3 separate regions of the Mus musculus genome follow, and regions 2 and 3 are each linked to region 1. Evidence: chromatin loops called from intact Hi-C (ENCODE). Cell type or tissue: left cerebral cortex. All regions are shown on one strand. Each heading gives the region's core, and the rest is flanking DNA. Links, peaks and the distances in the headings are about the cores only. Region 1 holds the start of Epm2a (epilepsy, progressive myoclonic epilepsy, type 2 gene alpha). Region 2 has its middle 55 kb from the start of Fbxo30. Region 3 overlaps Shprh (SNF2 histone linker PHD RING helicase).

Evidence for each region. Peaks named below come from ENCODE experiments on the same cell type or tissue, not always from the same donor. Only the 100,000 strongest peaks of a DNase experiment are listed, where the experiment ranks them.
Region 2: a loop joins it to region 1, with 2.3 times the contacts of the local background. A loop is called at or near these places in 5 of 42 quality-filtered maps.
Region 3: a loop joins it to region 1, with 2.3 times the contacts of the local background. A loop is called at or near these places in 6 of 42 quality-filtered maps.

What each region holds. Positions count from the first base shown.
Region 1 is chr10:11,338,257-11,348,302 of GRCm38, forward strand. Epm2a (epilepsy, progressive myoclonic epilepsy, type 2 gene alpha) reads left to right here and starts at 5,189. Exons shown (of 4, transcript NM_010146.2): 1 at 5,189-5,512. The coding sequence starts at 5,215. In left cerebral cortex, for the core only: a CTCF peak has its summit at 7,056 (motif pointing left); DNase peaks (open chromatin) are centred at 5,131, 5,453, 5,746 and 6,473; H3K4me3 peaks cover 1,955 bases; H3K27ac peaks cover 1,533 bases.
Region 2 is chr10:11,221,107-11,231,152 of GRCm38, forward strand. No RefSeq gene overlaps it. Among named protein-coding and RNA genes, the nearest start is that of Fbxo30, 55 kb to the right of the region's middle. In left cerebral cortex, for the core only: no CTCF peak of the experiment used is centred there; a DNase peak (open chromatin) is centred at 5,449.
Region 3 is chr10:11,207,859-11,217,904 of GRCm38, forward strand. Shprh (SNF2 histone linker PHD RING helicase) reads left to right here. Exons shown (of 30, transcript NM_001077707.1): 29 at 4,464-4,544; 30 at 5,590-7,416. The coding sequence ends at 5,686. Among named protein-coding and RNA genes, the nearest start is that of Shprh, 63 kb to the left of the region's middle. In left cerebral cortex, for the core only: a CTCF peak has its summit at 4,358 (motif pointing right); no DNase peak of the experiment used is centred there.

The sequences.
Region 1 (10,046 bases), core at 3,959-8,958:
TTTTTTTTTTTTTTCTGTTATTATCCTTTGAAGGGCTAGATTCGTGGAAAGATAATGTGTGAATTTGGTTTTGTCGTGGAATACTTTGGTTTCTCCATCTATGGTAATTGAGAGTTTGGCTGGGTATAGTAGCCTGGGCTGGAGTTTGTGTTCTCTTAGTGTCTGTATAACATCTCTCCAGGCTCTTCTGGCTTTCATAGTCTCTGGTGAAAAGTCTGGTGTAATTCTGATAGGAGAAAAATAAAATAAAGGCATAGAATTATAGAAAGTTTGGAAATGTAAGTTAAACACTATTAAGTTAAACCAAAGTTTTAACCAAAGAATGATGTTTTTAACCAAATTATAACCAAATGACATTATGATCTAGCATCTATAAACAGAGATGTCTACAGAAAGTAAATTATGTTTTATCCCTTTTACCAGTCATGTTCATATTTTCCCTAAAATGCTTTTCTAATTCTCTATGAAGATTTCCAAGGGCAGTGTAATTTTTAACAGTTTCGAACTTCCGTTGTGTTAGGATCGTAGTTTGTGTAGTTGTTAAGTTTTGTAGATATAGCACTCCTTGAATAAGGCTGAATAGAAAATTGGGCATTTGGGGGGAGAACACATGTTTTCAGCACCATGGCTCATCTTAGACTCTCAGGGCAACCCTGGAAGTAGGTAGAACCATCTCACTAGGTATATAACAGAATAAGAAAACAAAAACTTATTAACTATGCAGCAAAATGTTGAGTCACTGTTTATGTAGCCAGTCTGCTATTCTATGTCTTTTTATTGGAGAATTGAGTCCATTGATAAGAGATATTGAAGAAAAGTAATTGTTGCTTCCTGTCATATGTGTTGTTAGAGTTGGGATTCTGTTCTTGTGGCTGTCTTCTTTCAGGTTTGTTGAAGGATTACTTTCTTGCTTTTTCTAGGGTGTAGTTTCCATCCTTGTGTTGGTGTTTTCCCTTTATTATCCTTTGAAGGGCTGGATTCATGGAAAGATATTGTGTGAACTTGGTTTTGTCATGGAATACTTTGGTTTCTCTGTCTATGGTAATTGAGAGTTTTGCTGGTTATAGTTGCCTGGGCTGGCATTTGTGTTCTCTTAGTGTCTGTATAACATCTGCCCAGGATCTTCTGGCTTTCATATCTCTGGTGAGAAGTCTGGTGTAAATCTAATAGGTCTTCCTTTATATGTTACTTGACCTTTTTCCCTTATTGCTTTTAATATTCTATCTTTATTTAGTGCATTTGTTTTTCTGATTATTATGTGTCGGGAGGAATTTCTTTTCTGGTCCAGTCTATTTGTGTTGGGTCCGGCCTGCGGCTCTCATGTCCGGGTTCGAATCTGGAAGGCATCTTGGAACTGAAAGAAAAGAGGGAGCCTAGGCGGGTTGAGAAATAATGGAACCAAGACATGCTAGTCTGCTCAAGGTTCAAATGTTTAATGGCAGACATGCTTTATAAAGGAGGGGGGAAAGTCCATTCTCGTCAATTCATCCTTGTAGCCTGGAACCAGCTGCAGGTGATGACATTCAGGAGCTGAGCTCCTCGTCTACCCAAGTACAAACATTTCTCAATCTGAGCACTCTGCCAGAGTCCTGGCCCAAAGATTATCCCTATTTTGAAGTATCTGTAAAGACCTGTTTTCCTGGGTTCGCTCCTGCCACATGTTTTTTAGAATGACTCCAACTCTGAGTTACCAATTTTAAGCTAACTTTCTATTACAAGCAAAGGGCTACCTGCCCCTTTAAGAGCTGCATTTGGAATCAGCTCCCAATAGGGCTTTTCCAGTACACTAGCACTTTTCTAAATTTTCACATAGCTCTAAACACATACACAAAACACATAAAACAGAAACCAACAGATTCAGACATATGCAACCCTTTCTCATCTTCCATGAGCAGGCAAAAGAATTAGAAGGGTAAGCTTCCATTTCATAAACAAAACTTGGTCCCTCTGACCAATCTCCAGAGACTGCCAGAGGTCTCTGGCTCTCCCTACTCCCCAGGGCATCCCCTGGGGAGGTAGTGGTCTTCCTAGCACATCTGCTGACCACAGTCCTCCTGTCCTTACAGCCCAAAGGGACAGCTGCAGATACCAATCACACATTTCTGAAAACCCCATCGTCTATAAACACCAGAGAAACCAAACTCAGGCGGATCTATACTCAGACTACACCATGTTTCAGAGACACGGGACGAAACACAGACAACAAACCAACACAATGAGCACATGTTCGTTTCAGGAAACATAAGACACACACTCAGAACAAAGACACCGGCCGGCATGCACACAAGAGGGCATTCCCTGATTTTCTCTGTCCCTGGGTGAGTTTCAAAATCCACTTTCCTCCAGCCTGATGCAGTTTTCAACTGCTGCCATCCACCTGATTATTAAGTCCCTTTTATTAAACCCTTTTATTTCTCTCGCCTAAAAAAGCAGCTTCTGGAAGCCAACTGCCTGCCTGCTGAGTTCCTAGTTCCCGATAACTCACTGCTGAACCTAAGTGAATCCAGCGCTGGTTTAGCGCTGTTCCAGCTTAACCCGTACCAACCTTCTCCAGTACGAATTTTCTTTAATTCTTTTCTTCTTCCATGGAGCTCCAAACCATCAGTGCTTCTTCCAAATGTCCTCTGCCTATCACAGGTCCCGCGTTGGTTCACCAAATTGTTGGGTCCGGCCTGCGGCTCTCATGTTCGGGTTCGAGTCTGGAAGGCATCTTGGAACTGAAAGAAAAGAGGGAGCCTAGGCGGGTTGAGAAATAATGGAACCAAGACATGCTAGTCTGCTCAAGGTTCAAATGTTTAATGGCGGACACGCTTTATAAAGGAGGGGAGAAAGTCCATTTCTGCCAATTCATCCTTGGAGCCTGGAACCAGCTGCAGGTGATGATGTGCAGGATAGGGCAGGATAGGGGGGCCTCTCAGCAAGTAGCAGTATCTTGAAGAGGAACAGTGACAGTGGCTCAACAATAGAGTGATCTAGGGAAGAAGGCTCCACCCTAGATAATCTCCTTAGTGGCAGCAAGGTCAAGTTCTGGCTCAGCCTGCTTCAGGCTTGAGGGAGGCTACATATTTGGAGTTCTGTAGGCTTCTTGTTCATGGACATCTATTTCTTTAGGTCAGGGAAGTTTTCTTCTATAATTTTGTTGAAGATATTTACTGGCCCTTTTAAGTTGAAAATCTTCATTCTCATCTATACCTCTTATCCTTAGGTTTGGTCTTCTCTTTGTGTCCTGGATTTCGTGGATGTTTTGAGTTAGGATCTTTTTGCATTTTCTTTGATTGTTGTGTCTATGTTTTCTATGGAATCTTCTGCACCTGTGAGTCTCTCTTCCATCTCTTGTATTCTGTTGCTGATGGTTCTTGATTTCTTTTCTAGAATTTCTATCTCTAGAGTTGTCTCCCTTTGGGTTTTCTTCATTGTTTCTACTTCTATTTTTAGATCTTGAATAGTTTTGTTCAGTTCCATCACTGTTTGGTTGTGTTTTCCTGTAATTCTTTAAGGGATTTTTGTGTTTCCTGTTTAAGGACCTGTTTAGCAGTGTTTTCCTGTATTTTTTTCAGGGATTTTTGTGCTTCCTCTTTAAGGACTTCTACCTGTTTAGCAGTGTACTCTTGTATTTCTTTAAGTGAGTTATTAAGGCCCTTCTTAAAATCCTCTACCAGCATCATGAGATATGATTTTAAATCTGAATCTTGTTTTCGCATGTGTTGGGGTATCCAGGACTTGCTGTGGTGGGAGTACTGGGTTCTGATGATGCCAAGTGTTCTTGTTTCTGTTAGTAAGATTCTTATGTTTGTCTTTCGCCATCTGATAATCTCTGGTGTTAGATGTTCTAGCTGTGTCTTGCTGGAGTTTTTTCCTCCTGTGATTCTGTTAGCCTCTGTCAGCACTCCTGGGAGTCCAACTCTTCTCCTGAGGTTAGAGCACTCTGCAAGCAAGCTTTTCTCTTGCAGGGAAGATGCACAGAGGTCTGGAGTTCAGCTCTGCCTCCTGGCTAAGGATGAGGCATGAAGGGGCCCTGTCTAAGAAGCTCTGTTGCTTTTGAGGCCCTCCTGTTTTCCTGCTCAGACTGGTCTCTGAGATACCAGGGATACAAGTTGGCTTTCTCACCTTCGAGTCATGGGGTCAGGGCCCTCTCTGGTTGCTGACTCTCCTCAGTGATCCTAAGATCCTGGGTGTGCTAGGGCACCTGCATCATGGAGAGTTCTCTGGGGACCTTGGGAAGGTCTGCGGAGTTCGTGCCCAAGGTGGCCTGGGGCTCGCACTGACCAGAACGAACCCCAGCCACTCCAGACATTTCTTTATTCATATTAATAACAAGTTGAAGCAGCCTCCTCTGCTCCCAGAGGCCAAATAATGACACAGTTGTTTCTTGACCTAAAGTGCTAATATTTGCAAGAAGCAACTTTTATTTATTTTTCTGTTTTTTTTCCCCAAGAAGAAAATTTAAATAGGTTTTTATCACACACACACACACACACACGCACACACACACACATACACACACACAGTAGCTGGGCACTGGTGATGCAGGTTTGTAATCCAAGGAGCAGAGGCAGGAGAATCTCAAGAGTTTGTGGCCAGTCTGATTTCCACAGTGAGACCTTGTTTCTAAACTTTGTCATCTCACAAACAAGGTTTTCTCTTTTTTTTGATCTTGAGATCAACTTATACACGCTAAAAAGAGGAGGCTGAAATTTTGTTTTTCTCTTTAGTCCCTTTAGGCAAGGGAAAGTATTTTGTGTGTTTGATGAACGCTGGGTTTTTGTGTATTGAGTGGAGGGTCTCTAAAGAACATTATTCATATGTATTATTCCCACGTTATAATCAGAGGCCCATAAGGACTAAATGTTGGGGTGCTTGAATGAGGGTTACAGGTAAATCTTGGATCGGCAACTTCACTGAGGCTGGAGGTTCAGGCTAGACAACTCTTTCTTCCTTTGTTGACTTAGTAAAAGTGATTTCAGATCTCTGGGAAGACGACAGGACAATGTCGGGGTGTCGTTTTCCTCCCTCCTAGGTCCAGTGTGGGTCTCAGCCTCTCGCGAGCCCCGAATGCCCGCTTCCTGCGGCTGCAGCTCCACGGCGCCTGGGAACCCTGATCCCACGGCCGCGTGACCGGGCCACAAACGCGCGGCGCTGCACGTCTCGCGCCGCCCCGGAGCTCGCGCCGCCGCCGCTGCCGCTCGCCAGGCTCCCAGGACTCGGGCCACCGCCATGCTCTTCCGCTTCGGCGTGGTGGTGCCGCCCGCGGTGGCCGGCGCTCGGCAGGAGCTGCTGCTCGCCGGCTCGCGGCCCGAGTTAGGGCGCTGGGAGCCGCACGGCGCCGTGCGTCTCAGGCCCGCGGGTACCGCGGCGGGCGCCGCTGCGCTGGCGCTGCAGGAGCCCGGCCTGTGGCTCGCCGAGGTGGAGCTGGAGGCGTACGAGGAGGCCGGCGGGGCGGAGCCGGGCCGCGTTGACACGTTCTGGTACAAGTTCCTGCAGCGCGAGCCTGGAGGCGAGCTGCACTGGGAAGGTACTGCGCTCCCCGGCCCGAGGCCCGCACCCCGCAGCTCCCCGTGCACCCCGGCCGCGGCCTCGGGGGCGCGCAGCCCGCAGCTCGCGCGCCCCCGCAGCTCCCCGTGCACTTAACTGTTGGCCACCGCTCGCCCACCATCTTGACCCTACCCGGTTGCACAGCGATGCCCTGGTCCGGATCAAGACCCAGTTCCGAGGGTCTCCTGCCTTAGGCCTCTCTCTAATCCACTCCGAAGTGGCCCACCCCACACTACAAGGGGCCGCTTGCTGGAGGGAATTTTCCCTTAGATTTTTGAGACCGAATCGTGGGAAATAGCAAGCTCCTCCCCCAAAGTCAGGTCACCGCGATAGAAGACAATTGAGACATGACTTGATTTCTTAAAATATGTAAAGAGTAATATCGGTTGTAAAGAAATAATAAAAGTAAATAGCCACTTGTGATAGCACAAATCTGTAATCTCAGTACTTGGGAGGTTGAGGCAGGAGGATTGCTGGGAGTTCCCAGCCAGCCAAGGCTACAAAGTGAGAACTTGTTCCACAAAAATATTATAATAAGAATATATGATTGAAAGCAGCATTTCCACCATACAAAACCTAAACATATTGCCTGCATGCGCGCGTGTGTGTGTAACTGTTTGAACAAATATTGTACAATATATAATTTTGAGTATTTATTTTTTCTTTAACAATATTAATATAGCTCAGACTTATTTGCATACAGGTGTGTTTTACTTTTTAAGTGAAAAAAAAAAATACTGTGCAGCTGTTACTGTGCATTAAGGTTCCTTTTGGTTTTCGAGATTCTTGGATTGGAATCCAAGTGCGGTTTTCTTTCTAGCATTTGGAAATGTTTCTGTACAATGGATTTGGACAAGCCAAAATGTCGCCACTTTACGTTTCAGTAAGGAATGTGTTGAAAAATCCGTAGCAGCGTGTCCACCGACCACGCTGGGTGGATCGAGACAGCCTTTTCTGTGAAGGCAATGGGCGTGGTGGCAAACTGAACGTGTGTGGCTCAGTGGTTCTCAGAGTCCCGTGGAGGGAATGAATGCTTCTTGAGAAATTCGTATGGGCAGACAACCAGGCCATTAGCCAGTTCTTGTGGAAAACAAGAATGCAGAATAACAAAAAAACGAGACCCAAGAAAAGCACGTGGTTTACTGGGATCTGTTTATTCCCTTTGCTGGTCTTTTTGGCCACTCTTGGGTTTGATGGTCAGCTAGCACTTCATTATGTCAGATGTGAGAGCTGCCTGCCTTTGGCTGTCCTCCCTTTGCAGTGCATTTCTACTAATGTCACTGTGTCCTTTTTCCACAGTAAAATTACATCTGATAATTTTAATAACGGTGCGTGGTGTACTAGAGCACCCATTTCCAGGTCTCCTCCTTTATCAGCGTTTCTAATACCCCCAAAGTGCTGATGGTTGGGTTGCTATTTCTTAATGCATTCACTTTAACTTGTCTGTTTTCAATTTTTCTGCAGGTTACCACATACATTATATGTAGCTTGCAAAAAAGAGTATCTATTGACACCTACTGGAAATGCATAAAATTAGCAACTGTACATGCTATAAAATATAAAGAATTTAGTCCATTATCCCTGCTGGCTTTAATACCCTTATTTTAAATTATAGATGTGATATTGACTTTTATTTTATAGAGTTCATTTTATCCTATTAGAGACATTTCTTTTTAAAAAAGATTTCTAAAATAATACACACACCCCACTTATTCTCTGTACTCTGACTTGTTTTTTGAGTTAAGTTTCATGTGTTCATGTTCTGTTTTCTCAGTTATCAGGACCTTCTTGTAGATGGGTAGGTTGGTTCTGAGGATTGGAAATTAACAAGGAGATGCTGTCTTTAAGAGCATGGATAACTGTGTGGGAGGGGCTAAACTGTCTAACCCAGGAATATGGTTTGTTAGACCAGGGCAGATTAATGTGAGGCAATGCATGTACAGGTAGCCTGTAGCTGGTAGCATCCCTCCTTCCTCAGCTTCCAGAGTGCTGTGAAAGTTGTGAACCACTGTGCTTAGTACTTTTGCTATTGTCATTGCAAACCAAGACCTTGTACTCGCAGTCAAAAAAAAAAAAAAAAGGAGGCCTGGTATGGTGATGTATGTCTTAAAGCCCAGCACTCAAGAGTTCAAAAGCCAGCCTGGTGTACAAAGTGAGTTCCAGGATATCCAGAGCTACATAGAGACCCCATCTCAAAAACACCAAATTACTAAGTAAATAAAAGGGGGAAAATGAATTTCCAGAAGCAGACTCTGTCTCTGGATGAGTAAAGTCTCATTTCTTCACTATACTATAATACTAGCATTTTTACACAGGAGTACGCACCCAGTCCCCAGCAACCCTGAGCCAAAGAGGTTGGTTTCCTCATTAGCACAGACTAGAAAACCAGAACATAGTGGAGGTTCTTAGACTCTGCTGAGGAAGGTGGACAGAAGAAAAGGGAGAATTAAAAAGTGGACGCTTAAGGAAACTGAGGTAGAGCTGGAGAGATGGCTCAGCGGTTAAGAACACTGGCTGCTTGTTCTTCCAGAGGTCCTGAGTTCAATTCCCAGCAACCACATGTCTAGAGTAGACATACTGAGGATCCAGTATATGCTGGAGTTGGTCCATGGAGGTCGAGATTTATAAGCCAACTTATGTGAGTTTTTTTTTTCCCCTCTCTTCCTCTTGGGCAGACTGATTTACATAGGACCACCATATATTTTATTGAATAAGAGACAAGTGCCGTCCCTTTTGGCAGCCAGCAAGTTGAGAGCCCATCAGTTGTATAGGAACACTGAAGCTAGGAAGGTGAGTTGGTCTTGAAGGAGTGGTAGGGCCAAGGTTGACTGTTGGATGGTTTCTGCCAACTGGGTAGAGATCTACTGACATAAATATAAACTGTGACACCCCCCAGTGCCCCCCCCCAGCTCTGCATCCAGATCTCTATCAGCTACTGAGGTTGCCAAACCTATCCTACTCATGACTGAGAAAGTCACAGTCCACTGGTTTCTGTGTGTGATTTGGAGCAGAATGTAAACTTCCTCATTGATGTGTAGGGTGATTTGAAGAAGCATGGAGGCGCATATGGCATTCCTCCGTGATGTAGAGGGTGAGTTAGGGATTAGTTATTACTGTGGAATACAAAGGTGGCTCTTCTTCACTCAAGACTCTAAAACTATCTTATTTGAAATATAAAGTACAAAAACATAAGCTTCCACAAAATGTACAACATTGTAACTCTGCCAGACTTCCAGACAAAATTAGGAGTATTCAATCCATCATCCTTCCCAGACCAGTCAGAAGTTCTTAGATATGAATAACTTCCCGACACTGTGTCATCAGGAAAAACATCCAGTTGTATACCTTAGGACTGAAACTGAGTTTTTAAAAAAAGACCTAGGAAAGGAGTAGGGGAGTCTGCTGTTGCGAGCACAGCGCAGCAGTGTATGTTAGGGAGTGAGGAGGTGGAGAATCCGTCAGTTCTGTTCCTGGCAAGGGTTTACTTCAGAGGAATCATTATTTAGGCCGAGGCTAATATATATTCAAGAATGTAAACTTCTTTTCCTTTGGATTATCTGAAGACAAACTCTTAAAGTAGATGACTAAAACTACAGCCAAATCTGTCCCAGTGCTACATAAAAGGCAATGGAATCTAGACAAACCTGCCAGTTGTAAATTAAGGTTTATTTGAAAGGAAGGGGATAGATGGATGAAGGAAATTTTATTCTATACTCGCATATTCACAAAGTAGAACATTTTATATTTAAACTCCTTTTTTATTTATAGTATCTTTGCTCAACTACATCTACCTTACTAGAATTACATTTTACCCATTCATTTTAAACATTGAGAAAGAAAATGTACTTTTTAATTTAAACAAAAGTCAAACCCAATCCACTCTTAGTCCAGGCTTTCAGGTGTGTAGGGACTACAGTCAGGTCTAGAGAGCAATAGATGAGTCTTACCACACAATGCTAATATTTCATCTTTGGTCTAGCCATCTAGAAGGTCACCATCCAATATTAAACAATTAATCTACTGAACAGCAGCAATAACGACATTTGTCTCTTTAAAAGGAAAATCAACTTAAAGTTTGTACAGATGAAACACTAAAAATATTTTATCTATCAAAACATCCCTGTGGGTCTCACCTCTGCAAGACTGACATAATTTAATTACTTAATATAAAATAGAAAAATAGGCTCAGTTTGTATCTAAAAGAATGCTGAACTGGAGGGTATTGTCCTCAGAGACTAGGAGAAGAAGGAAAATTCTGGAGGAATGGATGAAGGCAGTGGAAAGGCTTAGTTTAGCCAATATCCTTGCCCAATAAAGGGGCTGGGCAGCTAGGTATGAAGAAGAAGACACGGACTATCAGATGGCTGCAGAGGGAACAGTGGAGGGGACCTATGACTAGAGGGGTCATCAGCACCCCTGAGGTCTGAGAAGTGTGTTTGTCAGAGTAAGCAGGAAGTATGGCTCAAGTGGCACCCATATTAATTAATAATGACAGAGACTTTTTCTCTGTACAG
Region 2 (10,046 bases), core at 2,575-7,574, 120 kb before region 1:
CTGCAGATGATGGTAGAGCTTTGCTCCAAAATCCCAAAGGTCTTTTCTGTGATTCACCTACAGGGGCCTGCCAGAGGCTCCAAACAGCATCTCTATCAGCCACAGACACCTCAAGTACCATCGGGTCTGCTGGGTCATATGGTCCAAGTGGTAGAGCAGCCTGCACAGCAGCCTGGACCTGTTGAAGGGCCTTCTCCTGTTCCAGGCCCCACACAAAGCTAGCAGCTTTCCGAGTCACTTGGTAAATAGGCCTAAGTAACACACCCAAGTGAGGGATGTGTTGTCTCCAGAATCCAAATAGACCCACTAAACGTTGTGCTTCTTTCTTGGTTGTAGGAGGGGCCAGGTGCAATAACTTATCTTTCACCTTAGAAGGAATATCTCTGCATGCCCCACACCACTGGACTCCTAAGAATTTCACTGAGGTAGATGGTCCTTGAATTTTGGTTGGATTTATTTCCCATCCTCTGATACGCATATGTGTTACCAATGAGTCCAAAGTGGTTGCTACTTCCTGCTCACTTGGTCCAATCAGCATAATGTCATCAATATAGTGCACCAATGTGATATTTTGTGGAAGATCCAAACGATCAAGATCCCTTCTAACTAAATTATGACACAGGGCAGGAGAGTTAATATATCCTTGAGGCAAAACTGTGAAGGTATACTGTTGGCCTTGCCAACTGAAAGCAAATTGCTTCTGGTGGTCCTTATGGACAGGTACTGAGAAGAAGGCATTTGCCAGATCAATAGCCGCATACCAGGTGCCAGGAGATGTGTTAATTTGCTCAAGTAAGGAAACTACATCTGGTACAGCAGCTGCAATTGGAGTTACTACCTGATTTAGTTTTCGGTAATCAACTGTCATTCTCCATGATCCATCTGTTTTCTGCACTGGCCAGATAGGAGAGTTAAATGGAGATGTGGTGGGAACCACCACCCCTGCATCTTTCAAGTCCTTGATAGTGGCAGTAATTTCTGCAATTCCTCCAGGAATACGATACTGTTTTTGATTCACTATTTTCTTTGGCAGAGGCAACTCTAAAGGCTTCCATTTGGCCTTTCCAACCATAATAGCCCTCACTCTACAGTTCAGGGAACCAATATGAGAATTCTGCCAATTTCTGAGTATATCTATCCCAATTATACATTCTGGAACTGGGGAAATCACCACAGGATGTGTCCGGGGACCTACTGGACCTACTGTGAGTCGGACATCAGTCAAAACTCCATTAATCACCTGCCCTCCATAAGCCCCTACTTTAACTGGAGGGCCACAATGTTTCTTGGGATCCCCTGGGATCAGTGTCAACTCAGAACCAGTATCCAGCAGACCCCGAAAAGTCTGATTATTTCCTTTTCCCCAGTGTACAGTTACCCTTGTAAAAGGCCGTAGGTCCCTCTGGGGAAGAACTGGAGAAAGGGTAACAGCAAAACCTTTGAGTGTCTTATCAAGATCCTTCCTCAGAGGAACCTGGCCACCCCTTCATTCAAGGGGTTCCGGATCTGCAAACTGTCTCAAGTCTGGAAATTGATTCACTGGCCGAGATTGCTGTTTACCACGATCTAATGTAGCCTTTCTTTCATTTGTTTGAGAATTTTTCTGCTTATACAGATCAAACAAATATGCAGTAGGCTTCCTATGTATTTCATTCCTGGAAACACCATGATTGATTAGCCAGTACCAAAGGTCCAAGCGAGTCATGCCATTATAAATTTCACCTCTCCTGTGCTGACCATTACTGGGTATGTTATTATAAACATTCTTTTGTCTACGCTGTCCATTATAATAACTAGAATCACCTTGTCTCGGGCGATTCAATGCTGCCACCTGGCCCTTGTTACCTCGGAATCCAACTAAACCCAGTGAATTTAATTCATCTAATTGAGCAGAAGCATCTCCAATGCTAAGATCTGGCACAAGGAAAAGGGAAAGAACAAAACCCTTCAAATGTGCTGGTGCCCCTCTCACCAATTTGCGTCTTATAGAGCTGGTGAAAGGCATATCTTCTGGACCTTCCCATTGTGGACAATTATGCTTTACACAATATATCCACTCTAGCATTGCAATTTCCCTAAGTCTTAAAATCCCTTCATCAACACTAAGCCATGGAATATCAGGCATCTCCAAGTCATTTCCAGTAGGCCATCTTTTGATAAACACCTCAGCCAACCATTCAAACAAACTTTTGACACCTTTTTTAACTATGCGAGCTTCCGTATTAAACCTAGAATCTCTACTCAGAGGACCCATGTCAATAAACTCAGCCTGCTCTAGTTTTATGTTCCTTCCACCCTTATCCCACACCCTTAAAATCCATTCCCACACATATTCACCAGGTTTCTGCTTGAATGAATTAGCAAACTCATTAAGCTCCTTAGTAGTGTAGCGAATTTCCTCATGGACTACACTTTCTACCTCCCCTCTAGGAGCCTGTTTTGCTTTGAGTCTGGTTACAGGTCTAGAAGAAACTATTGGTGGGCCGTGAGCAGACTCTGCAAAATTAATTTCCTCATGTGGGGAAGGCATTATTTCAAGAGGTGGGGCTGAGGGTACTACTTCCTCAGGTGGGGCAAACCCTTGAGAATCTGAGGATTCAAAATTCTCAGCTTCAACATGGTCTTCCCACACATCCCCATCCCATGTTGTAGGATCCCATTCTTTGCCAATTAGAGCCCTTACTTTAACTGTCGACACACTCTGAGGCTGAGACTTGAATTTTCGCTGTAGTTCAGCCAACCTTACAATGAGAGTTTCTGTTTGATTTTCTGCAACTTGAGCTCTATTGCTACAAGAGAGAAGATTCTCCTCAAGGACACACTTAGCAACTTTTAGATCGTTTACTTGTGTCTGGAGCCTTTCGATTTTATCACACAACTCCTTCCTTTCATTCATCATTTTTTCTACAGATACTAAGAGCAGCCAGCCAGTAAAATCATTTTTCGATTTTTTCCCCATCTTGTAGAAAGCTTTGTGCACTGAATCACCTAATTCATTAAGAAAATCAAGGGCATTAGCTTCTTTAAGTTCGGAATATAGTTTCAACCATGGGTCTTCAAAATTCTCTGAGCTCCCAGGAGGGAGAGAATCTGGAGAGGTTTCAATAGTTGAAAGTGCTGGTGGATCAACAAGCCAATTCCAGAATTTTAAAAGATTCATCCTTGTACTTCTGTTACTCTAGAACCACTCCTGGTACCAACTTCTGTATTAGTCAGGGTTCTCTAGAGTCACAGAACTTACGGATAGTCTCTAGTTAGTAAAGGAATTTATTGATAACTTACAGTCGGCAGCCCAATTCCTTACAATTGTTCAGTCGCAGCTGTGAATGGAAATCCAAGGATCTAGCAGTTACTCAGTCTCACACGGCAAGCAGGCGAAGGAGCAAGAGCAAGAGCTAGACTCCCTTCTTCCAATGTCCTTATATTGTCTCCAGCAAAAGGTGTAGCCCAGATTAAAGGTGTGTTCCACCACACCTTTAATCCCAGATGAAAGGCATAGCCCAGATTAAAGGTGTGTTCCTTAACTCGGAGATTCAATCTTCTGGAATCCATAGCCACTATGGCTCAAGATCTTCAAACCAAGATCCAGATAAGGATCTCCAAGCCTCCAGATAAGGGTCACTGGTGAGCCTTCCAATTCCGGATTGTAGTTCATTCCAAATATTGTCAAGTTGACAACCAGGAATAGCCACTACAGTTGGTCATAGCTAGTTTAAGTGGCTTATGACGAATATAAACTGCCCCCAACTCACTGCTCATGTGTTTAGACAGTGGGTTTAAACAGATGGTAACAATGTTTGGGGGCCATTGTAGAGTCCCAAGTATCACAAATGGATCACTGAGGGCCGGCTTTTGAAGGTGATAATCTAATTCTGGTCATGGTGGACTGTGCACTCTGAGCCTTTGTCCCTTGGATTCCCTCATCTGGTCACAGCAAAAAGAAAAGTAACAGATACAATGACCATTTGGGAAGTTTTATATTTGGCTCTAAAGTTTGAACGCAATAACTGAAATTGCAGTTGAAACTATAGACATAGTGAGTTGTTGATATTATATTTTAAATTCCCATTTGGAAATGGGAAACTTTCAAAAGGATAAAAGCATGAATTGAGAATCAGTTTTGCCAACATAAAAAGCTATGAACTGAGTATGTGTTGATTGGCTTGATTGTGGAATTATTGCATAATAAATACGTGTATCAAACTATTACCCTGAATATCTAAAATCCACAGGTTTTAGATATCAGTTGTTGGGTGTGTGTGCTGTGTGTGTGGTAGGAGGTGTAGTATGTGTAAGGTTTGCTCTCCATTGACATGTTGGTAGGGGGGCTCTGTCGCACTATTGCCCAGACTAATCACAAACTCCTGTGCTCATTCTTTGTAACTCAGCAGTTAGTTGCCCAAGTACCAAGAATCCAGATTTCTGGTACTGTACACTAAACGTTTTCTTGTTTTCAGTGGTGGTCTGATTAAGGGCACCACTAAGCATGACAATATCCTGTTCTGTGGCCTATCAGCCAAGTCCCCAAAAATGAAACTCAAAAGTTCTGTCCTTGTGTACTTCATGGGCTCTGCATGTGAATTTAATGTATTCTGAAACTGGGGAAGATGACCTTTACAAGCACAATTGTGGTAACACTAAAATATGCCTTTACAGAGTTAATATTGTGACTCTGAAAGGGCTCCACCTTTATCAAGAGGACCAAAGTAGACCTCATTCATATCACTGCCTTCTAAGGCTAGGGTTAAACAAGTGTAATGGTTTCTTTTTTCTTTCACATTTCCTTTTTTTTTTTTTTTAAGTTTGTACTGCCTAATTTTTTAAATTATCTTCGATCTTTTTTTACAGTCCAGTCGTTATTCCCCTCCCCCACCCTCCCCCAACCCCCATTTCCAAGATAATGTCTCCTCCCACACACACCCCACCAGTCCACCCCCATTCCCTGGAGCCTCAAGTCTCTCAAGAGTTAGGTGCTTCTTCTCCCACTGAGGCTAGACCAGGCAGTCCTCTGCTGTATATGTGTCAGGGACCTCCTATCAGCTACTGTATGCTGCCTGGTTGGTGGGTCAGCATCTAAGAGATCTGAGGGGTCCAGGTTAGTTGAGACTGCTGGTCTTCCTGTGGGGTCACCCTCCTCAGGTTCTTTCAGTTTTTCCCTAATTCAACCACAGTGGTCCCCAACTTCAGTCCATTAGTTGGGTGTAAGTATCTGCGTCTGACTCAGTCAGCTGCTTGTTGGGTCTTTCAGAGAGCAGCCATGCTAGGCTCCTGTCTGTAAGAACACCATAGCATCAGTAATAGTGTCAGGCCTTGGAGCCTCCCCTTGAGCTAGGTCCCAATTTGGGCCTGTCACTGCACCTCCTTTCCCTCAGTCTCTTCTCCATTTTTATCCCTGCAGTTCATTTAAACAGGAACAATTCTGGGTCAGATTTTTTTATTCTCCTCCCTCTCTTGCCCTCCTTTATCCTTTAACAAGCATTGAGACAGTGAAGCTGGCATCTCCCAGACACTTACTCATCAAAGCATGCTGGAAGGAGCATTCTAGAATGAGAAACAAAGAGCTTTCCCAAGACTCCTCCCCAGTGTTCATGCTCACATTACTCACTACAGATGCCATTATAAAGGAATATAATGTCATAAGCACTCAGGCTTTCTCTCTGAACTTTTAAAAAATAAAATAGTCGCCAGGCGGTGGTGGCGCACTCCTTTGATCCCAGCACTTGGGAGGCAGAGGCAGAAGCAGGTGGATTTCTGAGTTCGAGGCCAGCCTGGTCTACAGAGTGAGCTCCAGGACAGCCAGGGCTATACAGAGAAACCCTGTCTCAAAAAACCAAAACCAAAAAAAAAAAAAAAAAAAAAAATCTTTATTAGAGTTTTGTTAATTACTAGTATTAGAATAAAGCCCCTGGCTATATTCTGTATTTTATTAAATGTCACCACATTCTTCTGCTACTCAAGCTCAGAGGTTCCGATACTCAACTGTGGAACTGTCTGTTAAGTTCTCTCATCCCTGAACACCCATCTATCAGCCCTCAATATCCAGTTGTACCCCAACTACCTTTCATCTTCTTGCCAGCTACTACTTTGTCCCAGACATCCTAATTGTTCACAGGATTGTGACAGCCTCCTACAGTCTTTTTCCAGAAGAGTCATCAGTTTTAAGACGCATGGCAGATAATCAGGTCATGTCATACATCAGTATAAAATCCTCCCACTCACTAAAGAGAACCCTAAATCCTTATAAGGGCTAGAAGGCCCTACATGATGCAGCCTTCCATTGTGCAATTCTACTCGTCTTCTTCCACATATCCACTCGTCTGCTCCATCCTCAGAATGTATGTTACTGTGCCTCAGACACGACCAAGCACACTTCCACAAGGTCTTTTAATTGTCCCTTTTGCCTGTCACTCTCCCCAGACATGCTGTGCCTTCTGCCCACTTTCTTTCTAGTCTCTGCCCCACAACAGCTTATAAGTGAGGCCATTTCAGTCATTGCACAAAACTGAACCTTTCATCCTCTACCTGCCTGTCACCCTTAAGCCTCTTTGTGGTTTGGTTTTATTCTACTGAGGTCGGATATATTCACTTTATAAATCTTTCCCAGCTTCCTGCAGAAATTAACCACTGAAAGCTAGAATTTTGTTCTCAGCTGTAATGTATTAAATAGCGCACAGTAGAGGCTCAAGAGGTAATGTTGGGCACTGTTATACTTGGAGGGAGGATTGCTAGTGTTCCAAAGACTTTTAATAGACTACTCAAATATCCTTCATGTTACAATGTGATATATCTCATTTTTCTATAAACCAGGGTAGGAGATACATTTTATGTACCTGTTAAGCCCAATTATTTATGCAAGTTGTTTCTAATTAAGACTTTATGTAAGCAAGACTTCAGCTTCTGCTTGATCTATAATACATCTCATTGTCATCTCTATGCCTCTTCTCTCCTGTCCCAAACTTAGGCCTTAATTTTTTACTCTTTTGAATATATCTAGCACAACTAAGGAAGGAAGGAAGGAAGGAAGGAAGGAAGGAAGGAAGGAAGGAAGAGCACCTGAGTTCTGACTTTATTAACAATCTGGGTCTTGTTGAATAGGTCAGTTTGTCTCTGGACCTCCTCATGTAAAATAAACATTGGGCTATATGAGCAACTCCAAAAACTATTAGCATACTTCATCATTTGTGGAAAAGAGTTCAAATTAGACAAGAACTGTGCTTAACTAAAGCCTTTTCCATACTCAGAGCAGACCTTCAGAATAATTGAGGAAGCTAAAATAAGAAAGAAGGAAGATTTGAATTTAAATAATTTTTCAAGAGATATACATGCAATTAATAGAATTTAAGGAATGAGAAGTAATGAGATTTATAAAAAGCCAGAATCTTGAATAAAAGGGAGGTGAGAAGAGCATTCTAAGTCCTTCCTCCCTGAACCGTGGGTATAATTGGTAACTATTCCATTTGCTTTTCCATGTATTGGGGGATTTGTTTCTTACTTTTGACATTTTATGGAACTGTATATTAATTAAAACTGCATATACAGCTTTTCCACAACCATTATTTTTACTATCCCAAGAGGAAGCAGTAAGTTTTGGCATAGCAAATAATTCCGTACAGTTCAACAAATATTTATTATAGGTCTTAAATATTTACTAATTGTGGCTTGTTTAAGTCTTGGGCATCTGATTATGTAACTAATAGCATGTCATTATATAGAAGGTAAAAGATGTTTGTACACACAGATAAGCACTGGAGAAGCCAAGAAAGTTAAACTCACAGATACCATCAAAGGAGAGAGATGTTTAGCCTGCTCTCCTGGAATGCTGGGAACAGATAGAGTTTAGCTTTGCTAGTGATCCTTTGCTCTGATGAGCCAGACTCTGCCCTTGTCTTCCAGAGTTTATGCTTTGCTTGTCCATACCCTTTAATTCTAAAACTTTTATTGAACATTACTTGTTGCCACTAAACTAATCCTTGTGAGAGATGTCATTTGTACTTTGCAACAGTCAGTGTTAGGTTATCTTAGGACCAGGACAAATCCTCACTCCCACAGGGATTGTATTTACCTCAGTCATTTTCCCTAGACCCTTATCTCAAGTATTGTCTGTAAGTCAACAACAAAAATACAGACACCATATTTACTTTATAAACAGCTTTAGTGGAAACATGTCTTGAGCTTTAATGAGGCTGAGTTGTTACCAAAAAACGTTTTTCTAAAATTGTGAAATACTTAAATATGGCAAAAATATAATATGAGCTGATGTCAGACTTTAAAAGTCCTGGCCTAACACCTGTACCTAAAAATGTAACTGAGTTTTATTCTTGTCTTTTTGTGGATCATTTCTCTCCCTGCTGTAAAACCTGAAGGGACCCTCCACATCTGATTAAACTAACACTTCTCTGAAAAGCAGGTATATGGTCTCACTTAACCTTTCCCATTGGTACATTATTTCCTGACTCCAGGAACTTTTTCTAAAACTGCTGCTCCTACAAAGATAGTCTCATTTCCCCCTGTCTATTTAAACCACTTTTCCTCTGAAAGAACTCATCAGTCAGATTCTGACTCTGAAAAGGCCAGAAGTTAACCAAGATGAAAGAAAATGTAAATGTCTGTACCGCTGCCTTTTTCTTGAGATCTCATTTGCATCAGACTTCCAAGAGTTCGATGTCTAGCTGACTCATCCTCCTATCTCTGTCTCCCCAGAACTGGATCTCTGATGTGTAGCTTTTTTTTTTTCTTGAGTGCTGAAGACCTGACCTTAGCTCTTCATGTATGTGTGGCGAGAAGCATTTTTACTAACTGAAACATTCCAGCCCCCAGAGGGACAAACTGAATTCCTGTTCTAAAAATAAAACGTTCTATAATGGTTTGTTTACTCTTAGTTGTAAATGCCTGAGGTAGGCCAGAAATGTGATATGCCCACGTTCTAGTACTCAGTTAATATGATGGTGGATAAACACAAAAGTTCCATTTGTTTGCCAACCACTTTAAAGGATTAATACATTCATCTTTCATTGCGATCAAAATAAATGTAACTTCAAAGTGTCCAGGAACTCAGTTTCTAACAGGGCAGGGTAAAGGAGATCAGTGACACAGGCAAATACACTTGGAAGTCAAGGAAAAGGTTCCCTGAGAAGTATGGGTTAGTCTATGTGCAGAGCTTAATTCAAATTGTCTCACCACCCAGTGTTTTAAAGATAGTTAAAAGAAGCAATTTAGGTATAACCTCACATGGACCTGAACCAACAGCATGGCTGTGCTTAGGGAAAGAAGTCAGGACACAGACAGGTGCAGGGAAGGCTCGGGGAAAGGATGGCCATCGACAAACTAAAATAACCAATGTGGCTGGCCTTGATGTGCAGCTACCAGCCTCCAGTATGTAAGTCAGTTCTGTAGTTTACCCATGCAGTTTACAACACCCCATAATGACAAGTGATCATATGCAGTTAGCAAACTTATCCTCTTGTTTTTAGAAAACAGATGCAGATTTCTATGGAAGGACCTATATTTGATTGTTGTCTGCTGTAACAGCCATGAAAGGAGTTGGCCTCAAGAACTGTATCATGTTTTCAAAGCTAGAATTATGGAATGTTTCACTTGGGTCAGATCAAGGTTCTAGCACATCTCTAATTCTCCAGTATGCTCTGTGGGAAAGTGGCTTCCTCTGTCTCCCCCATCTTCAGATATTACTGAAACACTTAGTTTTGGGCCATATCATACCAACCAGTGTCTGTTTTCACGGTATCTTTTTTCTTTTTGTATCAGATCTCCCTCTCCCTCCCCCCTCCCCCTCTTTTTCCCCCTTCCCCTCCCCCTCCCCCCTCCTTCTCCCTCTCCCTCTCCCCTCCTCTCTCTCTCTCTCTCTCTCTCTCTCTCTCTCTCTCTCTCTCTCTCTCTCTGTTGCCCTATATAATGGCATTTGTGAGTATATTCAGGTCAGGGCCTGTCAAATTCATCAAAGATACACTCTCATCTCAAATCTTTCCCTTAATCTCTTTTATATGACCCTTTCTATATATAACAATTAGAGGTTCCATAACTAAAGACTA
Region 3 (10,046 bases), core at 1,881-6,880, 130 kb before region 1:
TACACAAGCACACATGACCACACACTAAGTACTTACTTAGTCTTACTGAGCATCTAAACTGTGTCAGACATTATGCTACGTACTGGAGATTCCAATCATACGACAATCCCATCTAGAAGCATACATAAAAGGCCATTGTGTAGTACAAGTACAAGATAATTTAAAGTTTTATGAACAAACACAATATGCTAATGTGTGTCCTGAAGAAACACATTAGGCTGAAGGATTGATTATTTTAAAGTTAGGCTAGAAAACAAGTGTGGAAGAGTTGCATATGTAGAATTAAAGGGCAGATAAGCTGACATTTCCTAGGGTTGTGAACAGTTTGGAACTGCTGAGGTAAAACATGAGAAGCAGTAAATGAAGTCTTACATGCCAGAGTCGGAAATATGGATTATTGATAAACTTCAGTGATTAACTGGCCTCTGATACACTGCATCTGACTTTGGTTTTTTAAATGTGTGTGATAGGCTAGAGACTGAGCTTAGTGGTTAAGAGCACTTGGTTGCTCTTCCAGAGTTCCTCCTGAGTTCAATTCCCAGTGCCACATGGTGGTTTACAGCAATCTATAAAGGGATCTGATGCCCTCTTCTGGCATACAGGTGTGCATGCAGCAGAGCACTCATACACAACTTAAGTAAACAAACAAGTAAACATGTGAGTGCTAAGGATCAAACTCAGGTTGTTGGTTGACGTTTACTTTTACTAGTTGAGCCATCTTGCCCACCCCCAACACTGACCTCTTGTTATACCAGCTTTTTCTTAAAACATAGGTGGACTTGTCTTAGACTTAGAAGGCTAAGGCCATTAAGGCTGTTGCTTCCCAGTATATAGCCTTTCTTTTCTTCTTCAAGAGACTATCTTAGTGTTTGTATTGTTCTCCAGTGACAGTCTAGCCTCCTCCTTCAGAGTGCCTTATCATTCCATTATCACTTACGTAGTTGGTGTTTATCAGTCTCCACATGCTTCCTTCAGTGGTCTTTTGCTGGGTACTTTCTGTGTGCCATGTGTAGTTTTAAGCATTTGAGATAACCTTATGCAACTTCTAATCTAGTTGTATGCAGGATAATGTATCAAAAGTTAGTATGCAATAGATTGAGGAAGTAAAGAGTATATTGTGTTAGGACCAAACCTCAAGCTGGTGGGATAGTAAAGAACACAGATGACTTGGAAGCCAGCCACACTGAGAAGGTAACATCTAAGCAAAGCATGAAAGAGACTGGAACTATAATCATACTAATATCTTAAGAAAGAATGACTAAGCACACAATAACAATCAGTGTGACATCTGTAAGTCAAGAGTGTTCCTGGGTTTTTGTTTTATTATGTTTTTTTAAAAAGGATCCTTTAGGACAGTTTGGTAATCTTTATGCTGTTATATCGTATTTAGACTCATCCTTAAATCCTAACATGGTGGATGTCTCAGCAAAATCACATCATCTAGTAAGTGCAGATACTTCAGGTGTGAGTGAAAGTAAAAACAAACAAACAAACAATCAAAGAAACAACACCAGAGACTTCTTTTGATGTGTATGTAGAGTAGATTTGGAGATCTGATTTATAGACTAAGCATACTTCTTTGGAATTTTTGTATTTAAGAAACAAAACTGTGTATAATATACTGGAATTCATGTAAAAACAAATTTCCATCAACTTAAATCACTCTTTACCATTAAAATTATTTTTAAAATTGTATACCCATGTAAATCTTAATTACACGATTTAATAATAAAGAGCTATACTTGTTAACATGCTAAAAAGAAAGAAAAAGAGGATCCACAGATGCTACACTGAAATCGGTAGGAAAGAAACTCAGTGGGGCTTGGGAATCATACTGGGCCTTAATTGGGAAGCTGTGAGCAGAGGAAGGACACATCTCACTTCAGCCTTGAAACAATCATTCTGAGTACTGTGTGCAGGCTAGGGAGTAAGGGGAGCAGGGAGGCCATGTAGTCCTGATGACAGTAGGAGGCAGCTTGTATGGTAATGGCAGTGCACCCAGTGAGAAGTTTTGAGGCTCTCGGTTTATTCTGGAGTAGAACTGACAGTGTTTGTAGGCATAGTGGTTAGTGGGTGAGCAACACTGTGGGCTTTGGCCTAGACAGCTGAGAGGATAGAAAGCCTTTGGCTGAGTGGAGGAAGACTATGAGATAGAACAGGTTCAGTGGCAAGAACAAAGGTCTGCTTTAGATATGTTTGAGATTTTATTAGCTATCCAAGATATGTATGTTCAGAGACAGGGAGAGAAGCCAGGGCTAGAGGCACACACTTAGACATCAGGAGCATGTGATGGTATTTTTGAGTTATGAGCATGAATGGAATTATAAAGGAGAGAAAAAATAGTGATGGGCCATGAACTAAATAAATTCTGGCACAAGTAAGCTACAAAGCCCTGGGAAAAGAAAAGACACCTACATGCTTAGCTGTTACCTGCTGCTAAATATGTCAAAATATGTTAAAATGTCAAAATAGAAATCTTCCTATTAGAGTTTTGACCATTAATTTTATTTTATCAAAAGCAGTTTAAATGGAGCAGTATAGGCAACTACTTATAAGGATTTTTTGTTCAACTCTAGTTCAACAAACACAAATAGGATTACATAGCTTGTGTAGTGACACGGCTAGGTAAACAGTGGCAGGTGCACCCCTGCTACCTGCCTGTCCCTGCTTTAACCATGGCTCCCTACTCTTACTGTGCAGCCCATAGGAATAGGATTTTGAGAGATTTTTATTGCAGAGTAAAAGAAGAAGAGAATAAATTTAAGAATTATTTTCTTTTTTAAATTAAAATATTAATTAGAGAATGATTCTTTTAGAAATAGAAAAACTAGGAAAATATGGAAGAAGTGTGCTGAACATTTTCCATGCCTGGGCAAGAGGATACGGGACCTAACACTGATTGTTTTCAAGCGAGAAGAGTGTGGCTCTGGTAATGGTTAAGAGAGCATAGCATAGGGGCTGGTGAGATGGCTCAGTGGGTAAGAGCACCCGACTGCTCTTCCGAAGGTCAGGAGTTCAAATCCCAGCAACCACATGGTGGCTCACAACCATCCGTAACGAGATCTGATTCTCTCTTCTGGAGTGTCTGAAGACAGCTACAGTGTACTTACATATAATAAATAAATAAATCTTTAAAAAAAAAAAGAGAGCATAGCATAGTGTTTGTCCCTTTATTACAGTGGAAGAGTGTCTTTTTTTAATCCCACTTGTCCTAAATCCCACCTCTTTTCATATTCTCAAGAGGCTTCATCTTGAAAAATATCACATAAATATGTCTGAGTGTTAATCATTTTTAAAGTGACACTCCTTTATAGTCTACCTCCACCCGCTTGATGTCCTCTTCTGTCAGCCTTTCTATTTTGGTGGCTGCCCCTGAGTGTACCACTGAAATGAGGCTTAGAGTTTAACTGGTGCCTACTTCTTGCTGTGGTCTAGTGGTTCCTTTTATCTACTCTCCCTAGTTGCTAGTTTACCCAGTGCCATGACATTAAGTAGTATGAGTGGGTGGACGACCTTCATGGGAGTATCCTTGCGCCTCGATAATACCAGCTTTATATATCTAGCTATTATCTGTACATGTATCTAGGAACTTTATATTTCCCCTATTTCCCCTAGGATATCGACTAGATAGCTTAAGTTTGACACAGGTAGAGCAAAACTACATCTGTGCTACTCTAAGCCAGCCCAAGCTTTCCTCATATTTTAATGTGTCTTTTGTCATCTATACTTGCTCAGACAGGAATCTAGGACTTTTCTGTATCTTATATTCAAATTATTTTAGTCTTGATTCTTGTATTTCAAAGATATTCCTCATTTTTTGACTAATTCTTATCCCGCTGACACAAAAGCACAATCCATCTCCTCTTGCCAGGATGACCTCAAATTATATCTCTTCTCTTCCTCCATAGCAGCCAAAGCATTTCCAAAGTACAGTCTAGTGTAAATCAAAATATGTATAACTACTAGAGCACATTTCTTTATAACTACAAAATCCAGTTCCTGGTTAGATCCTGCAGGACTACCGTTTATGATCTGAACCCTGCCCGCCCGTAACCTCATGTTGACCTGTTGCGTTTATAACACACTTGTGCCATGCTCGTCTGCTGTTGGCCCCGGAAGTATTTTTAGCTTTTCCCAAGCATGTACTCATCCAGTAATATATATGAACATTGGTTTCTGTCTGCATGCATTCCTGTCCCTCCTGTGCTTAGTGCCTAATGCCCTTCTCTAACTGAACTTGCCATACGTAGTCTGTGCATGCAACTGTCTCCCTCGTGAGAGGGTTAGTTCATGAAGATCACATTGGCGGTATGTGCTGTTGACTTGTCCCTGAGCTCACTCATAAAGACCTGCCACAAGTGGGCACCAGTGGACTAATGGATGTAGCATGTGTATATAAGGTCATTTTCTACTCATTTGTCTTAAGATGGTCTTTAAACTTAAAATTATTATTTGCCTTCTAGACCTACTATTGTACATAGATTCTTAATTAAAGCAACAATAGAAGAACGGATGCAGGCAATGCTAAAAACTGCTGAGAGGAGGTAGGTAACAACTTACAAGTGGGATTTCCCATCACTTGAGAGTTTGAGATCTTCTGGATGACAACAAATGATGTAAACACTAAATACTTTTTCTAAAAACCAAAGAAAAGCATGTTATCCAAAGCATGTCCCAATTAATGTTTTGGACAGTCTATATTTGGCTTAAGATAATTTAATAGATTACAATATGCACAATTAGCTGGCTTATCTTTGATATATTTGATTACTTTTTAAATGAAATGTATTGTTCTCTCTTAGCTAAACTTTTATCTGATATGTGTCAAACTAAACATGCATTAATGTTTTATAGTTTATGCTTACCAGTCACGCAATAGGCATGTCTGAATTTAAAGTCTTGGCTGTTGATTTGTGTCAAATCCATAGACATCAGAGTAGTAGAATGATCAGAGCAGTCTGAATTAGGACTTGGTCTTGCAGTCATTACTCTTCTAACATTTGCACGGTAATTTTCCTTCAAAGTCATATTGAAATAAACCAGTACCTTCCTCCTCCCCGTGAAATGGGCGGATTGGAAGTCACCCAAAGAGAGATGATATGATAGCTCTTTCAAAGGGAGGGCATCTCCAGGGTATTTTGTAACAGAAACCTTCTCAAACCAGAAATTCCATACTCTGATGTAACAAGAAAGATGCCGCCATCCGAAGGGCTTTTCATCTAAACATGAAAGATGTTTGTTCTTGTTGTCACATGCTGCAGACATAGTGATTTTCGTTTCAGTTACAATAATACTGAACTTCTTTGTAAATGGCGAGTTTAGAACCTGCTTGACAACAGTTGTCAGATGTTTTATCTTCTGTTTTTTATTTGTTTTGATTTCTTATTAATTGTTCATAGAAAGCATTTTCTGACAAAGCTTCAGAATTATTTAGACATTTTCACTGATTTTGACAAGATGTAACAATTACTGTCTACTTGTGGCTCAGTGATGACCACGTATGGCAGATCTGTGCCTCACTTTATTGTCATGCATATAGTCTCTAACTCCTGGCCATGCCTTCTCTCTGTGCCTCTGAAACTCTTGCAGCCACACAAGCTCATCCGGAAAGCATTCTGAAGCCTCTGTGTTGACTGTGGCTGGCCTGGCTGACCTGTTTACCAAGGAGAACGAGGAGCTTGAATGAAGCCGTCACATCATTCCACACAATGTTAAGATAGAACTTCACTTCCAGAGATGTCAAGAGAGTTACAAATTAAAAACAAAAAATCAGTAAATATTAGTAAATACTATTTTAAGTTGAATGAATTTATTTTGTTATACTCTAGCCTAGTAATAATTGGCAATTGGTTCCTTTTCACTATACCGATTTCACACCATTTACAATGAATTTTAACTTTACACTCCTAATAGAACATTAATTTTTTTGTTCCACTTGTATATCTATTACTAATAAGGCAGGGGAATTAAGAAAAGGGGTATTAAATAATTTTTCCATTAGTAGATAGATGTTTGTTATAACAGGAGAGAATATATAAGAAGGTTACTTAGTCTAGTTTTGTATGACCTGATGTGTACAGCCAGTGTAAATAACATTTTTGAAAGGGCCTTCAGCATCTTTAGCATAGGATTCACCATTATATTCTCAGTAATGTTTTAAGAAAATGCTAAACTATATAATAAGTAGTTATTTGCATGAGTTTAAACTGTAACACTGTCATTAGCTCCTAATAATAAATCACTAGGTGGTTATATTGTGTTTTGTTACTAAATGTTAAAATACTGAAAAATTCATTTTTCTATTATGTTTAAGTGGTATCATTGTTAATATTTTTAAGTGGATTAACATTTACCTACAATGATCTCTTTAACCTTTTTAGTAAGTTTTTTTTGTGTATGTGTTTTAAGATGATGTATCTGTAAATATGGCTTTTTAAAAATCATCATTGTACTGAATTCATTTCTTGTGTTCCTGTAACTAGTCATTTTAGCCACTAGTTATCTAAACCTACAATAGAGTTTATTCATTTCAGTTACTCTGTTCTTAGAAACTAACTAGTGTTTGATCTACTACAAGAGAACGCTGTGTTCACACATGCATAAACTGTAAGTGGTTAAACTCTCTCTTCTGTGAAGAATTCATGGATGACTTTGAAATTACAAAATAAGAAGTAGCTTGTTGTATCCTAGCCTTGTGTTGGAATATAAATGTTCTTGTTTCCTTCCCTTTAGCTGTTGAAATCAAGGGACCCTCAAGGTTCATTAGCTCCTACCTAACTGTCCATAAAACTGTACTAGAAGTAGTTCCTGGGTCTCCTTTATCCCGTGAGCTCTGGTGCTTAAGCTAAGGTGCATTTTCTTATCCAGGTTTATAGGTGACAGGTCAGCTGAAGAAGACACGTTTTTTGGGTGCTTATTCTTTAGTTGAAGGGAGATATACATTGATTCTTTTATATGAAATTAAACATAATATTTTTACAGCTCTTTTACATTCACTAAGAGCTTTTCTGTGTATTCATGTGGTTAATATTCACAACAGTCCTGTGAAATGGATATGATTAATGATATTCCTATTTTGAAGGTAAAGATCTAATGCTCAGGAGGAAACTCGCCTATGATATGTAGCAAACAGACAGAGCAGTCCAGGCCCCCTGGCTTCATGTCTACTGTTCTTCCACCGAGTTGTGTGCCATGCTGGGGTTCAGAAGCCTTGTGGGTATGACTTAGAATGGGATTGTGTAAGTACTTATTTTTGTTTCCTAATATTTCATGTGCTATGTTCTAGGAAAAACAATTTGATATGCTTCAATTAGAAAATAACATAGATATCTATACTGATCAGTATTAGAGGAAAACTATTCTTATTTATTTCAGTAAGATACCTCAATTAAATAAATATTTTAGTGGAAAATGAAATTATGGATTGTTTTATTTCTAAGGTTTAGATCATATGAACTTTGGTTTTTATTGACTCAACAGATAGTATCAAATTGCCAATTCTACACTATTCCATATTTTATTTACATTTGTCATGTCTTCTAAACAATTATGATAATACTACTACTTCAGAACTAATGAGTCCACATATATAATAAATACCCACATCTTGGCTGCAAACAAAAGAAATTTTAGATTCCTTTCTCAATAATTTTATATTCTCTGAAATATCACAGTATGGCACTGTGCTAGCAAACCACTGAGGATGAGTGAAATGCCCAGTCCTTACAGTTTAAATGTATTTCTATTTAGGGAATTGTTTTTCAAGTAACTCCAGATGAATTTACTAGGACTGAAGATTTATCTATGTAAATTGTAAACATCCCACAAACTGGGCTTAAAATCCAAGTAACTTTACTGTGTCTATTGCATCAATATTTCTCTTTCTATATGATCTTAAGGTAGGTAAAGGACCATTTTTAGAAATTGGTCCTTTTGGAAAGTATAACTCAGTCTTTTTAAATGCTTAGTATGTATAAATCTCTGGATTTCAGACCCCTCAATCCCTTTCACATCTTTAATAACATTAATAATCTCAACATAGAACCAGTGCTCAACAAGCAGTACATAACAAAAGCAACTACTTATAAATATCTAGCAGGTTGTGACTAATCATCAGCTGAAAACCTCTTCCAAGGGACAAAAGCAAAAATGTCTTTCCATCTCTTCTCTCATTTACTAACCCTTCCCAAAATCAGTATGATTGAATTGTCTATTCATTAAACTTGGAGATACCTTATTAGAAATGCAGAAACTACACTTCTACTTAAAAGGACTCTCTAAGACATACTTGGTGTTTGTAGCATTAATTAATCAGAATTCCAAGCATAATATGCCATTTTACATATGCAGTCACTTTGCTGTGTCCAGGTAGTTTCCTCCTAGTTGTCCATTGCTTCTGGCTCTTAGAGTCTTCATCCTGGATCCCTTAACCTTGGGGTGGAGGTGTGTGACAGGTGTCCTGTTTGATGATGAGTGTTCTGCAGTCTGTTATTATCTACACCTGAACCGGTGGTGAGTCTTTGTGTTAATCATCTACTGAATAAGTTTCTCTGATGAGGATTCAGATGCATTAATTAGTGAGTATAAGAGTCAGTTTAGCCAGACCATGGTGGCGCACGCCTTTAATCCCAGCACTCGGGAGGCAGAGGCAGGTGAATTTCTGAGTTCGAGGCCAGCCTGGTCTACAAAGTGAGTTCCAGGACAGCCAGGGCTACACAGAGAAACCCTGTCTCGGAAAAACAAAAAACAAACAACAAAATGAGTTTAATATCCATTTAGTAGAAACATTGTAGCAGGTTCTTTCCTAGGTTCTATGAGACACCACAGACTACGAAAGCCCTGCAACAGGAACTAGTTGCCTCTTTTGCAGTTTTTGGCTATAGAGATCCTACACATCCTTACGTTACAGGTTATTGCCAGTGCTCCTGTTTATGCTATAGAATTTGACTGTAAGAACCTATTGCTGAAGACACTGCATACCTGAGTCATACAACATGGAACTGCCACTGACCTAGAAGCCTCTTCCTTGTTAGGGTCATGGAAGGTGCGGTGCGTGCTACCTAGCAAGGAAAGGAGTTTTCTGTGTCCCGGCTGTGAACCATATGCTTCTCAACCTTTTTCATTTCTTTTCACTTAATTAAAGTCTATATTATTTCCCCCTCCCTCACCTCTGTCCTACCCATCCGTGTTCAAGTCTGCTCCCAAATTCACAGCCTTCTCTTTAAACATTGTTGATACATATAAGTGAATAACATAAATATGCCTGCTGAGTTCTGTCCAGTGTTGCTTGTCTTCGTGTAAATATTTCTAGGGCTGGTTATCCAATATCCAGTACTGCTTTGGTATTGGATAACCATTTGGGGGCTCATCTCTTAGGAAGACCAATTTTTCTCATCAATTGTTTGTAGCTCTTCATTGAGGAGTGGAGCCCTGTGAGATTTCCCCTATTTATGTTGGGATGTCAATTGTGATTGGAATTATTCAGGTTTCGTTTTCTGTTTTAATCTTACAGTTGCTCTCTCAGATCAAAGTTGTATGGGAAAAATATAGACAAATCATGCTGAGTATCATATTTCTGTCCTGTATTATTAAATAAGTTCATTTCTAGAAGTGCTTAACCTAATTTATTCCTAATTATGGATGATTTTTTTTCCAAATAGTGTTTATGGTAGTCTTCCCAGGATGATTCTTTTAAGATAATGGATCCAACAATAAATATTATATTTTGAGAAACTCAATTTTGTGTTCTTTTTTTTTTCTGTTAGTGTTCTGTGTGTTACACAAATGGGTATAGGAATAGCTGTTTGATTATCATTCTTGACTTAATCTCCCTAGCTAGTTGTAGATGAAAATAAGACGTTTAATAAAACATCAAAATATGATGCCCATGTTGTAGAAAATATTGTACCTGAGGCCTCTCAATTTATAACTGGCAGCCATAGTTGCAAGCCTGTTATGTCTGAAATTGCTAATAGTCACCTCAACTGAACTAGCTTGTAATATAGTTAAAATGACCAATCAATGTTCAGATGAAATTCTTAGGCATG